2 separate regions of the Mus musculus genome follow, and region 2 is linked to region 1. Evidence: chromatin contacts called from ENCODE Hi-C or POLR2A ChIA-PET data. All regions are on one chromosome and are shown on one strand. Each heading gives the region's core, a stretch centred on a gene start or an enhancer-like site at or near the end of the contact. The rest is flanking DNA. Distances are from core to core; before and after follow the strand shown. Region 1 overlaps Foxp4 (forkhead box P4). Region 2 holds the start of 1700122O11Rik (RIKEN cDNA 1700122O11 gene).

Region 1 (7,605 bases), core at 1,728-4,227:
CTCGGGTGAAGGAACAGTGGGTACTATAGGTATCTTAGCCTACTTCAGGTCTCCCCTGAGCCAGGAGCCCGGCGCCAATGTATGTAGGCAAGAAAATAGGTGCTGGTGAGATAGGGAAAGGTTCTGACCTACTGTGTGCTGAAACAGAGCATAAACTGGATGTGAGGCCTGGTCCTGGACCCAACCTGCTTTCCTGCTGGCTTCCCGTCAGACCCTGGCCCTCTCCACTCAACAATTCCACTGTGAAATAAAGACGGTGGGTCCAGGATTCTTATCCTATAGCAGGAAGAGTTTAGGATGGCAGCTGTCACCTCAGCTCACATGCCAGCTCTAGCCATGATTACTGTGGGCTTCACCTCTCTGGTACCCTGCTCCCTGAGATTCCTTCTCTTAGTCAGAAGTGAGAATGGAGGATGGCAGTGCCCATCTTGGGGTTGCCAGTTATGTCCAGGTAGCCGGCCATGCACACTGGTCTCCTTCATCCTTGACACCCACATTCCTTTCTCAGGAGGGCATCCGGGGTGTCCCTGAGAAGCAGAAGCTGGGCTGGCTCAGGCCGGGCTGGGACAGCTTACTCAGCTAGGGCCCACATACCCTGTCATCTTTGGCGGTCTCCGTTTCTGATATTCCCGCTCATCCACAGTCCACACGGCCCCCTTGACGTTCTCCACACGGACGAAACACTTGTGCAGGCTGAGGTTGTGGCGCACGGCATTCTGGGGATGCAGTGAATGGGTTCACCTCCATTCCAGTGAACGTACGTAGAAAATCTTCCCATGGTCCCACATCTCATATCCCAGGGAACAATAACCTCAGTCCCGGCACAGGGACACTGAGAGGGAAAGTCCTCAATGTCTGTCTCATCTCAGAAAGGGTTGTCTCGGATAGGGTGTGCTGGTACATGCCTTCAATCCGAGGACTTGGGAGGCAGAGGCCAACCTGGTCTATACAGGGGGGTTCAGGCCAGCCTGGACTACATAGAGGCCCGGTCTCAAGAAAATGTTGTTGCCAATGAAATTAAATAATTCCTTTCTACATCTTCACTGGCCAAACACACTGGCAGAAATCACTCCTGACTTCTGATTTTAAGATTGCACAGGGACCCTGGTGGCTTAGAAAGGCTGAGACACTGTACCTCAGGCACACACTGAGCACTGCAGATAACTTTGGCAACTAGCTTACGGTCCTCACTACCTTTACTGAACCCCTAGGAGTCTGGGGGTGGGGGTGGGGGCTGAGGCTGTGAGCTCCAGACAGATAGCTTTCTGGGAGCACAGGTATCCAGTGGAGCCTAATAGATACACCTGGAAACCTACTGCTGACTTGAAAAGACGGCCCAAATGCACAGCGGCAAGACAACAAGACAAGAGAGAGAGTAAGACATCTTGTCACTACCTCGTCCTGGAAAGAGAACTTCAGAAATTGAGGTCACCTGGTTGGTAGGACACATGGGCGGGGATTGCAGGGCCCAATTCCCTCTGGAAGCCTGGGTGAGGGCACTGATCCACCCATCTCCTGTCCCCAGGTCCCTTGGTCCCACCTCCCTATCTCTGCTCTCAGTTTTTCTGTCTCTCACCAGCAGCCCCAGCCCTGTCCCCATTACATGTCCCCCACCAGTCTCCTCCAACCCGCCTATCCCGGCTCTTCTTTACATTTCTAAACGGGGAAGAAAGCGGGCAGGGCAGGCAGCGGGTGCCCCTGGAGATCTGCTCTCCCTCTCTCCCATCCAACTCTTGCCTCTTGCAACTGGCCCGATTTCATTACCAATTTTAATTTGCCTCTAATTAAATCCTGTGTATTTTTCCGACTCGCTTGCTAACCCACGAGGGAGGCGGGCGGCTGGAGTGGAATCTCACGGAGCGATAATTACAAAGGGCCTAATCACGCCGGGGCTCCTGCCTCGGAATAAATTTGCCCGCATTACGGGGCTCCGATCCTCCGCTTTGCAAATGAGAATGACCCCAATTTCCGAGGGTGGCCTCGCCGGGGCTTTTTTTCCCTCGTTTCGAAGCCTGATTCGTGACGAGAGACTAATTCGTTACGCTGAAACATTAACGGCAATTTAAGGGGTCTGGCGGGGGCTGCGTAAACAAAAGGATGGGCCCACAACACAGGCCCTAGGAGGGGATGGACACAGGAAGGCTGCTGAGGACCATCCACTTGGCAGATGGTAGCTCTGTCCCTAAGAAATGGCAGCTGGCTTGGCACACGCCCACCCCCAAGCCTGGATACCCTAGGTCTAAAGCAGCCGGCATGGTCTATGGATGGGGACCAGAAGGGGTGGGGGTGGGGATCAAGAAACCCAAGTGATGTAGAGAAAGATGACCCGGAGAAGGTGCAAAATAGATGGGAAGAAACCACAGGCTACTCTTTCCCCAGTAGCATGAATGAAGTTGGCTGGCTGAAAAGAACTCTCAAAGTCAGTGTGGATCTCAAGCCAGTACAGTCTGACCGGACAGGGCAGTGTGGCACCCCCCAGGGTGCCACGTAGCAACAAGCCACACTATATCAGGACCAGATTAGGGTTGTGTGTGAGGGATGAAACAGATCAAGGTGAGGCTCTCGGCATGGCCACTGAGAAGCTATGAAAGCTGCCTGAACCAGCTCTACGCTATATTCAACTCTAGGTGATGGGATTGTATCATCTGTAAAGTCTGCCATCTGACCTGGCCTAGACGTTGGAGGCTGGACCAGGTGGCTCCTAAAACACAACGCTAGCTCAAAAAGAGGGCAGGGCTGTGGTTGCCAGGAAGTGACATCACTCATAGCCAATCAGAGTGGCTGCCCCTGCTGCATAGTCTAAGCTTTGGGAGGTTGGCACAGGAAAGGGAAGATGCCATGATAGGCCCTTCTAGTAGTCCTTTGCACATTACTAAGGTAGAAAAGGCTGGACAGCTGCAGATCCCACCCAGTGCTTGGCGGTGCCCTGGCCCGGAGGGCCTCCTCCGTTCCACTGTGGAGAAACCCGTCACACTGCAGGAGGTCTGTTTGGCTGCAGTTTTCTCACAGGCCAGCAGGAGGACCCGAGAGCCAGGGATACAATTAGAGTTCTGAGAGAGTGAGAGAGAGACGCCCTCTCATGTATCTTGACTTCCTGAAAGGGCCAATACTCCACCCCCCACTTCCTCCTCCTCGTCCAACTCCGCCTTAATTTAGATACCACCTTCTCATCTTGCTTCATAGTGCAAGACACACATGGTGCGCATGCACACCCTATATCGACCATAGAACAGTGTCCCAGCCTACATCTCTGGCCCATTTTCCTAGGTCCTTGCATTCCTCTGGTCTCCAAGGAAAATGCTTATAGCTGAAAGTGTTAAGTGACTAATTGAATAGAGACAATTACCTCCCTGCCACTGGTGAGCTGGGTGCTGTATGTATCCATTTGTGTCCCTGGGAGTGGTCTATAGACTTCAGTCTACCCATGTATTGGGGCCAGTATACACCTTTGAACCTCCTCCTAGACTGGATTAGTTATGAAATCTGGAGCCATGGATTTACCCCAGGACCTGCCACTGAGCTGACCGTCAACCCTCCAGAGGCCCTGTCTCAGGGAGTTGGAATTCTTTGTACCATACTAAAGAGAAATAATTTCTTCCCGTTAAAGAGACAGTGCGAGGCTGGCCAAGGTCATTAAAAGGAAGACACTGTGCATGCCTAGCGCACACACAGGGCTGGATTCCACACCTAGCAACTGTCTAACAGGGTGTGGTGATGTTCACTTGAAATCCTGGCACTCAGGGAGGTGGAGGCAGGGCGATCATTAAACCCAGGGTTTTAAGACCATCTGCGACAATACGCAAGTCCCCGATGTACAAAATAGCAAGTTAGGAACACTGGAGTTGCTGCTGAGGGGACCGGGGTGAGGGCTATTGGTGGACCTGGTGGGCTATTTCTGCAGAACTGTTGAGGGGACAAAGTAGTAGGTAGCCTTGGTCTCAGTAGACTGTGGCGGTTTAGAGAAGAAAGTCAGGATGAGGGAGATAGGGCAGGTCTTACCTTCCAGGTGGCCGTGTTTCTTCGGAAGTAGGCGAACATCCTGGTGAACCAGTTATAAATCTCATTTAGCGTCAGCTGCCGATCTGGAGTTTCCAGAATGGCCTGCAGGCAAGGAAAGGGCAAAGAGACCCTCAGACTAGATCTGGGGGCCTCACGGCCCTGTGTTCCACCCTTTTATGTAGCCCCTGACTCATCCTTGAGGACAGGAGACCCAGAGGCGGGTTGGGATTCCCCGCTAGGCTAATGAGCTAAGAGAGCTGAGGGTATTGGGAGCCGGGCCTCCAGAGACTGCGCATGTGCAAAAAAGACATGGGAGCCCTTCACGGTTGGGGGTGAGAAAGGGCTTCATGCGCCCTAGCCTGAGGTAGCACTATTGTTGAGGCGGTTGGGGATTTTCTTTATTTGGGCAAAGTGCGCCCTGAGAGAACGCACGTCTGTAGGAAGTACCACAGAATAGCCACGTGTGTAAGGGCATGTGCTTGTGTTTATGAATAGCAAGTGCGAGCTAGTGTACGTATGCAGAAGTGAGCGTCACCCTGTGCATATGGACAATAAAGATGAATGGGAATGGACCCAGTGAGCTCAGGCAGGATATGCTACAGCCCGCAGGAGGCAGACCGGAGGAGAGGGGCTCAGGAGTGAGGGACCTTATGGTCGGGCATCAGGAGGCCTGGCTCCAGTAAACTTGCCTTCTCCATCCTTCCGGCCTTCCATGCTTACCTGGCGGATAAGGGAAGCGTAGGTGAAGGGGGGCCTGACGTCAGCGTTCTTGTAGAACTCATGATTCTGGGCAAGCTCTGGGGGAGACAGGCAGAAGGTGAGGCAGCCAGATCGGGAACCCCCATCAGTTGGGGTTGGGGGGTACCCCTCCTACAGCAGCCTCACCTGAGGAGATGGGGGAGCAGAATTTGTCATTACTTCTCCTGCGGGCAGGGCCCCCACTGTGCAAAGAGGCAGAGCCCAGGCCAGGGGGACGCAGGGGTGTGACGGGGGCAGCGGCTGAAGTTGGGGGGTGCACGAGGCCATCCGGGAACGGGTCTGCGGAGACGGTCACCTTGGAGAATGAGGAGGAGCCAGGGACTGGGTTCAGCTGTGAGCAATGGGGTAGGTGCTGAGAAAAGCACCCCAAGAGGTTGTTCCCTGAAGGTCAGGGCTGTGCTGAGGAGGGGTCGGGGGATGCTGGGAAGTGGGGGCAGGGCACTCACTGGCTGGCTGAAGGGCTTGGGCTCTGAAGGCCGCATGTGCAGATGTGCCATCATGGCCTGCAGCCGCTCACTCTCCTTGGCCAGCTGTGAAAAGGCACAGTGAGGGGGGGATGGGTTCTTATTCCCCTACAGGTTACCTGTCACTGTCACTGTCACTGGAGACCTGGAGGCCCTCAGAAAGTCTCAACACACACACACACACACACACACACACACACACACACACACCACCCTTTCCTCACCTCTCTCACACACACCCCTCCCCCAACTCTGTCACACATACACACACCTCCCACTCCCCACCTCTCTCTCTCACACACACATACACACTTGTGCATATGCACGCACATACCTCCCTGCCTTTCTCCACTCTCTTTCACACAGACACCCCCTCCCCCCTCCCGTCACATACACATAAACACATGCACACACACACACACACACACACACACGCTCACAAACACACACCCTGCCCCTCACCCCTCCTTCACTCTCTCTCACACACACACACATCACACACACACACACACACACACACACACACACACACACACACCAGCACCCCCCCCCCCAACCAAGGCACCTGTTCCCTCTGAGCCTCACTTCTGAAAACTTGCTAAAGGCCTTGGCCATTCTTTGCCCTTCTGGACTCCCACCTCCTCAGGACCAGGAACTGACGCTCTCTCCCTTTCTCTACAGCAGTCTTGGGCTCACACCACCTTACACATGGCAATCTTCTTCCAACCAGCCATGCGCCCCTTCTCCCCACGGGAGGCTGAACAACACCCCAGTGCCTGCCTGGCTCACTACTGAAGAGGTGAGTGGGGACGGCAAATGATTCACTTCCCCCATTCATAAACCTCAAAGCATCTCTTACAACTGCCCTCTCTCCACCCTGTGAGCAGCCAGAGATGGTTAAGCAGGGACGGCTGATTCGGTGGCTCTCTTAAGGACTCGATGTGATGCCGGAGTAAGGGTTCTAATCCCAGTCCCTCCATTCCCTGAGTGGCTCCCTAGGCCTGTGTTATATGGAGATGATGGTATCCGGCAGGCAGGGCAGGCAGACCACTCTGAGGATGTCCTGAAGCACGCTGCACAGCAGGCCTGCACATTAGCCATTCACATGAGTCTTGTTTTTACTTAGCATATAAAAACAGCTCCCTGCATACAGGGCCTCAGCCTTGGCTACTCAGCCTCAGCTGTCCTCACCTCACACGATGGTGAATAAGCCCTAGAGAGCACAAGATGGACTCTGACCATAGGACCCTCCCGGGACCCTCCCTCACACCCTCGGGTCACACCTGGATCTCCAGCTGTTGGACCACCTGCATCTGCACGCGGCATTGGGCCGTGCTCCGGTCATCCAAAGCGTGTTCTGTGTTGAGGTGTCTTAGGGAGGAGGAGGCAGGGAAGAAAGAGAGTGAGCTCTGGTTTCTCTACTTTACCCCTAGAACCCATCCTCCAAGCCCCGAGTCTGTCAGCCAGCCCTTAGCCAGACAAGCAGACAGAAGAAGAGATACAAAGAAGAGATGGGTGGAACAAAGGGGGGGGGGTGCGGCAGTTGAGGAAGCTTTCTCCTCAGCCTCCTTTTGATGTCTTAGCTAAAACCGGGCTACAGAGAGATCTAATTGCAAATGAACTAATTAAGTAAACCTCTGACGAAGCGTGAAAACAATTTGTTTGACCCTGATGCTGCAAGGGTCCGGGAGACAGCGGAGTTAATCAGTCAGTGACAGAGCTTGGCACCGTGGTGGCAGCTGGCCGCCTGCTGCCAGCCGCCTTGTCTGCCTCCCACCCTGCCTGTCCTCGGCTGGCCGTCCTAGGCGTCCTAGGCCATCACTCTCCGGGATGTGGAGAGATAGGCTTCCTCCTCTGACACCCCTGCTCTGGAGTGGGAGAGAGTTGTGGGGAGAAGCTGCCAGCGGGGATCTGGAGGGGAGGGGCAGGGAAAGCAGAGAGGAAGGAAGAGCTAGGCCACCCCACTGTTTGGCTTAGCTTGGCTCAGCTCTGCTAGGACATTAGGACCCCAGGTGATAAGAGCAGGCTGGACAGAGGGTTCCTGCAGGGAGAGGACTGGATGCCACCTACTTGATAAACTGGCCCAGGTCTTCACACAGGGTCTCACAGCCTGGCCACTTGCACTCCCCATGTCCATAAAGAGGGTGGGAACTGGGGGTCTCCTCATGGGAGGAGCTGGAAGGAGAGGGAAAAGGTAGTGGTCAGAGCTGCGGAGGCCCTCTGCTCGGCAAGCCCTGGGCCCAGCTTTTGTCTCTACTACTGGTCCAGCATTCTGTTCGCCCTGGGAGAAGAGGCCAACCCCTGGGTTCCCTCCCTCCCTTCTGCCCCTCCCTTCCTCTAGGTCCCCACTACAGTGCCACCCTCGAGGTTCCAAGTACTACCC
Region 2 (3,879 bases), core at 633-3,132, 160 kb after region 1:
AGTGTATTATAAATATCCCCGAGTCCATAATGACTTAAATAATAAAGTAAATGAGAGTGAAATCTCTGTGCTAAGCGATGTGAACAAAAAGCTAAGACTGTAGCTCAGACTGTACACTGGGCATTGCCTGTAGCCCAAGTACTCCAGAGAGAGGCAGGAGGATTAGAGGTTCCAGGTCTTTCTTGGCTACATAGCGAGTTTGACATCAGTCTGGGCAACAAGAGACCCGGGAGGGAGGGAGGGAGGAACCTGACCTATGTTTCAATCTTTTAGAAATATCGTGAAGATTTCATGAGCTAATACATCTCAAAGTGCCTAGAACTGTGTTAGACTGTTGCTGGTGTAACAAAAAAATATTTATTTTGAAGGAAGATGAGGCAAAGGGTTGCCCCAGGCACCTGGGGTGTGGGTGACCTCTTTGGCAGAGGGTGTGTGTTGTCCCTTAAGAGCAGAGCTCTTGGAGGGAGGGTTGATAATAACCGGAGGCCACATTGACATTGCGGTCTGCTGTTGCCCTGTCTTGGGCATAGTAGATCTCTTAGGGGAGACCTTGGGTGGAAGTCTGGGAACTGCTTTGGGCATCTTCAATCTGGACGCTGATAGAGGCTCCATCAGAGGCTGGTTTCTTAGCCAGCTAGACTCTTCTCTAGATCCCAATGAGGGCAAGGTTTTAGGGGTGGGGCAGGAAGTCATGGAGGGTAGGGGGTGGAGCCTCATCTTTGAGCTCAATCTGCAGCCGCAGAGGCAGGTTCCACGGAGTGAGGGCAGGGAGAAATCTTCCCACCACTGGGCTTGCTCTGGGGAGGGCCTGGGCCAAGCCATCAGGCCCCACACTGAGTTCTGCTTGGGTACTCCAAGAAGGGCCTTGATCCTGAGCAAAAGGAAGGAAGAGTGGAGTCAGGGAGTGGAGATAGAGGGGCAGCGGACCGATATGGTCATAGAGTGAGGCTCTCCAGAGCCGGGAGGGACAGGAGGAAGAAGGAAGGCGCTGTGTCTCAACACACCTGTTTTGTTCTTCTTTCTCTTGCTCTTGGTCTACATTCTCCTTCCCTGTTTCTTCTTCTTCCTCCTCTTCCTCAAGTTTTATTTTGTTCCAAATATCTTCCAATGATGAGATCTTGGACATAGGACTGAAGATAGAATTCACCCATCTTTCCTCTTAAAAAAAGGGGGGGGGATGGTAGGAACCTCATATCAAGAGAATCCAGGATTGACAGATTCAGGGTTGGGGAAGAACCAAATTCCTTCCCTAGCTCACACTCTCACCCCAGATTTAGGCCTTAGGCCTACCAACGCTGGACTATTTGGATGGCAATCTTGCCACTTAGAATATAGTGACAAACCCCCCTAGCTTTTTTTTTTTTTCTGAGGCAGTGTCTCACTATGTAGTCCAAGCTGGCTTCAAACTCTCAATTCCCCTGACTGATGCAGTCTTCCAAGTGCTGGATCACAGATTTGTGAGGCTACACCTGGCTCTCAGTCCCCTCTGCCTGACAAAAACTCTACCAGTTAGGTGACTCAAGGCCCAAGCCTGGACCATTCATCACTTTGACAGATGCTTTGAATCAGTCCCCTCAGTCCCTCTCTCCTCCGATGGCTACCATTACCTTTGTTTGTACCTGGCACGTCAGGGACGCTTACAGAGAGCCTTACTAAGCCATAGTGGGGCTTTCTTCCTTGAACACACACACACACACATGCACAGGAACACGCACACACGCACGCACACACACTTCTAACCAGTACTTCTGTATAGATTTGGGGTTGAGATTATTTCTGCTCATGTCTGTCCATGAGACAGACCTCCAAAGTCACTTGGCCAGTGGCTGACAGGCCACGGGACATGCCCATGCCACTCCATCCTATCCACTCGGAGTAGAAGGGAAGGGAATGTGAGCAAGAACTTCTTTATCTTAGCTTAAAGGGAGGAGCCACACCTCCAAACCTATTGTGACATCATCCTTGTGAGCCATAAGTCCAAAGGAGCCATCATGTCTTTACCAAATCTAGCTCCTTAGGGTCTCTGGGATGTTAACTCTCCTTCCATTTCCCCAGCTCCTCTGTGGAATGGATGAGATACCACAGAGCCCACAGTTCAGCTGGGGACCCCTCTCCTCTGAAGAGTCAGGTGCTGCTGGGATTAAAGGTAGCACCAGCAATGCCTGACTGGTTTTGAGACAAGATCTCATGATGTAGTCCAAGTTAGTCTGCTACTTCCGACCTGTTTGTCTCCACCTTCAAAGATTAGTATGTGGGCAGATACCCTTGTGCCTGACCTTGAGAGTGTTTCTAGACATTGATGATAAACTTCGATGCTCACTACATTTGACTGGAGAAGGAGAATCTGATGTGGGTATTTTGTTCTTGCTTTTGACAAGTCTCTTGGTTAGCCCAGGCTGGTTTCAAACTCATTATCCTCCAGTCTCAGCCCCCTGAATACTGGAATAGCGGGCATGGAGAGCCTAAATTTCTACAGTAGTATAGCTGGAGTCCTAAGCTTAGGCTAATTTCTGAGCAGGAACGTGAAGAACTGGCAAGATCTCTCTGCCCTCCAGTTGGTGCTGAAATGCCCCTGACCTGGAACCTCACAGTCTTCTTTCTGTTCCTGCTGTGGAACTTTAAGGTGTGTGGTTGTCTTGGGAGTATGCAAGGGGATGGGTATACCAAGTGTCCCTTCGTGGCTCTTGTCTCTCTTCCTTGTTTTTATTGGCTAGAGTAAAGAGATCAAGTCCAGCACAACAGCTGGCCTGCCTGTCTAGGGAATCTTAGAGAAGAAAGGGCTAGGGTTTGATGACCTAGAAGGCCGAGGAACACAATCCAGGCTGAAGAAGGAAGCCTGCAGGTAAGTGTGAAGTGAACGCTTGGGATTTCCTTACTGGCTACCCTGGGCAAGCATCTCCATCTCCTAGAGCCCCATTATCTTCATCTGCAAAGTGGAACGCAAGTTGGTTCCCATCTCTCCAGCTCATGCAGAGAGAGTAGATGGTGCAAGAGAAAAGGAGTGGCTGGCACACAGTAGGACCCCAGATATTGCAAATAATACATATTGCCGGCCACAAAGTGTTGTGCACTTTCCTTCGAGTCCCACCTCTCTACCATCTGCCTCTACTTAAAAACAATCCCTCCCTCCCACGTGAGTAATTTTCCCTCTCAGTAGCTCCCTGAAGCTGACAGCAACCAACTCTGGGCGGAGTCCCGCAGAGGCTCCTGCCCATTAGTCAGGGTTTCCAAGGCCCTGCCTGGGACTCCCCCCTCCTCCCTCTAGGCAAGGACAGGAAGTGGGGACTTTGAGAGTTGCAGTCTTCCCCCGCAGTCACTATGCCTGCAGTCAGTCAGTGTCTCCCACGGAGGGCGAAACACGGGCCACCTGCTTCTGCCTTCTACTGTTCAGTCCCTGCAGTGGTCCTGACGGCCGGGCAACTGGGCAACCCGTGTGGGCTTGAGCTCTAGGATAAATTTACTACGCGACGTTGAAGAAGCTGTCCTCTGGGTCTCAGTGTAAAAGATAAAAGATAAAAAGCGGCTGCCCCTTGCTGCCTAGTGTATTGACATAAGTTCCATTCCAGGGACCCCTAAGTGTGGAAGGCAAAACCTGGTTCTCACAAGTTGTCCTCGGGCAACTGCCCCTCCCCCAATAAAGTTAATTTTTGAAACAACAACAACAACAACAACAATTTTATAATTTAATGATACACGTTGTTCAAATAGAGGAAGAGGAGGAAGTTGAAATGGGAGTTTACTCAGTAGAGTCCAGGCGCTGGTCTTTAAGGGACATCGATTCCGGAAACTATCTAAATTGTGGCCTCCAATTGCCCAGAAAATCCCAGGATCGAGACCAGTTTGACCAAGGTCCTTCTAACTTTGCTTCTCTAGTTGCAG

Evidence for each region. A loop is a pair of places that touch in the nucleus more often than their neighbours do. ChIA-PET counts read pairs that join two places held with the same protein, here RNA polymerase II (POLR2A).
Region 2: a map of gastrocnemius shows a loop between it and region 1 (3-fold over the local background). The contact joins the promoter of 1700122O11Rik here to the enhancer-like site in region 1. A Hi-C loop is called at or near these places in 16 of 37 maps with a recorded cell type or tissue (Patski, gastrocnemius, heart and 2 more). POLR2A ChIA-PET finds 5 or more read pairs at or near these places in 1 of 5 experiments (embryonic stem cell).

Annotation. Positions count from the first base shown.
Region 1 is chr17:47,870,636-47,878,240 of GRCm38, forward strand. Foxp4 (forkhead box P4) reads right to left here. Exons shown (of 17, transcript NM_001110825.1): 8 at 7,293-7,397; 9 at 6,506-6,593; 10 at 5,205-5,288; 11 at 4,885-5,053; 12 at 4,720-4,796; 13 at 4,000-4,101; 14 at 595-716. Among named protein-coding and RNA genes, the nearest start is that of Gm25201, 33 kb to the left of the region's middle. Within about 2 kb of position 2,978, at least 2 of the 3 ENCODE cell types and tissues checked have a DNase peak (open chromatin) inside an H3K27ac peak, as active enhancers do; they include gastrocnemius and heart, where a contact is called at or near this core.
Region 2 is chr17:48,036,411-48,040,289 of GRCm38, forward strand. 1700122O11Rik (RIKEN cDNA 1700122O11 gene) reads right to left here and starts at 1,883. Exons shown (of 3, transcript NM_029689.1): 1 at 1,804-1,883; 2 at 1,005-1,158; 3 at 335-871. The coding sequence starts at 1,861. The coding sequence ends at 358.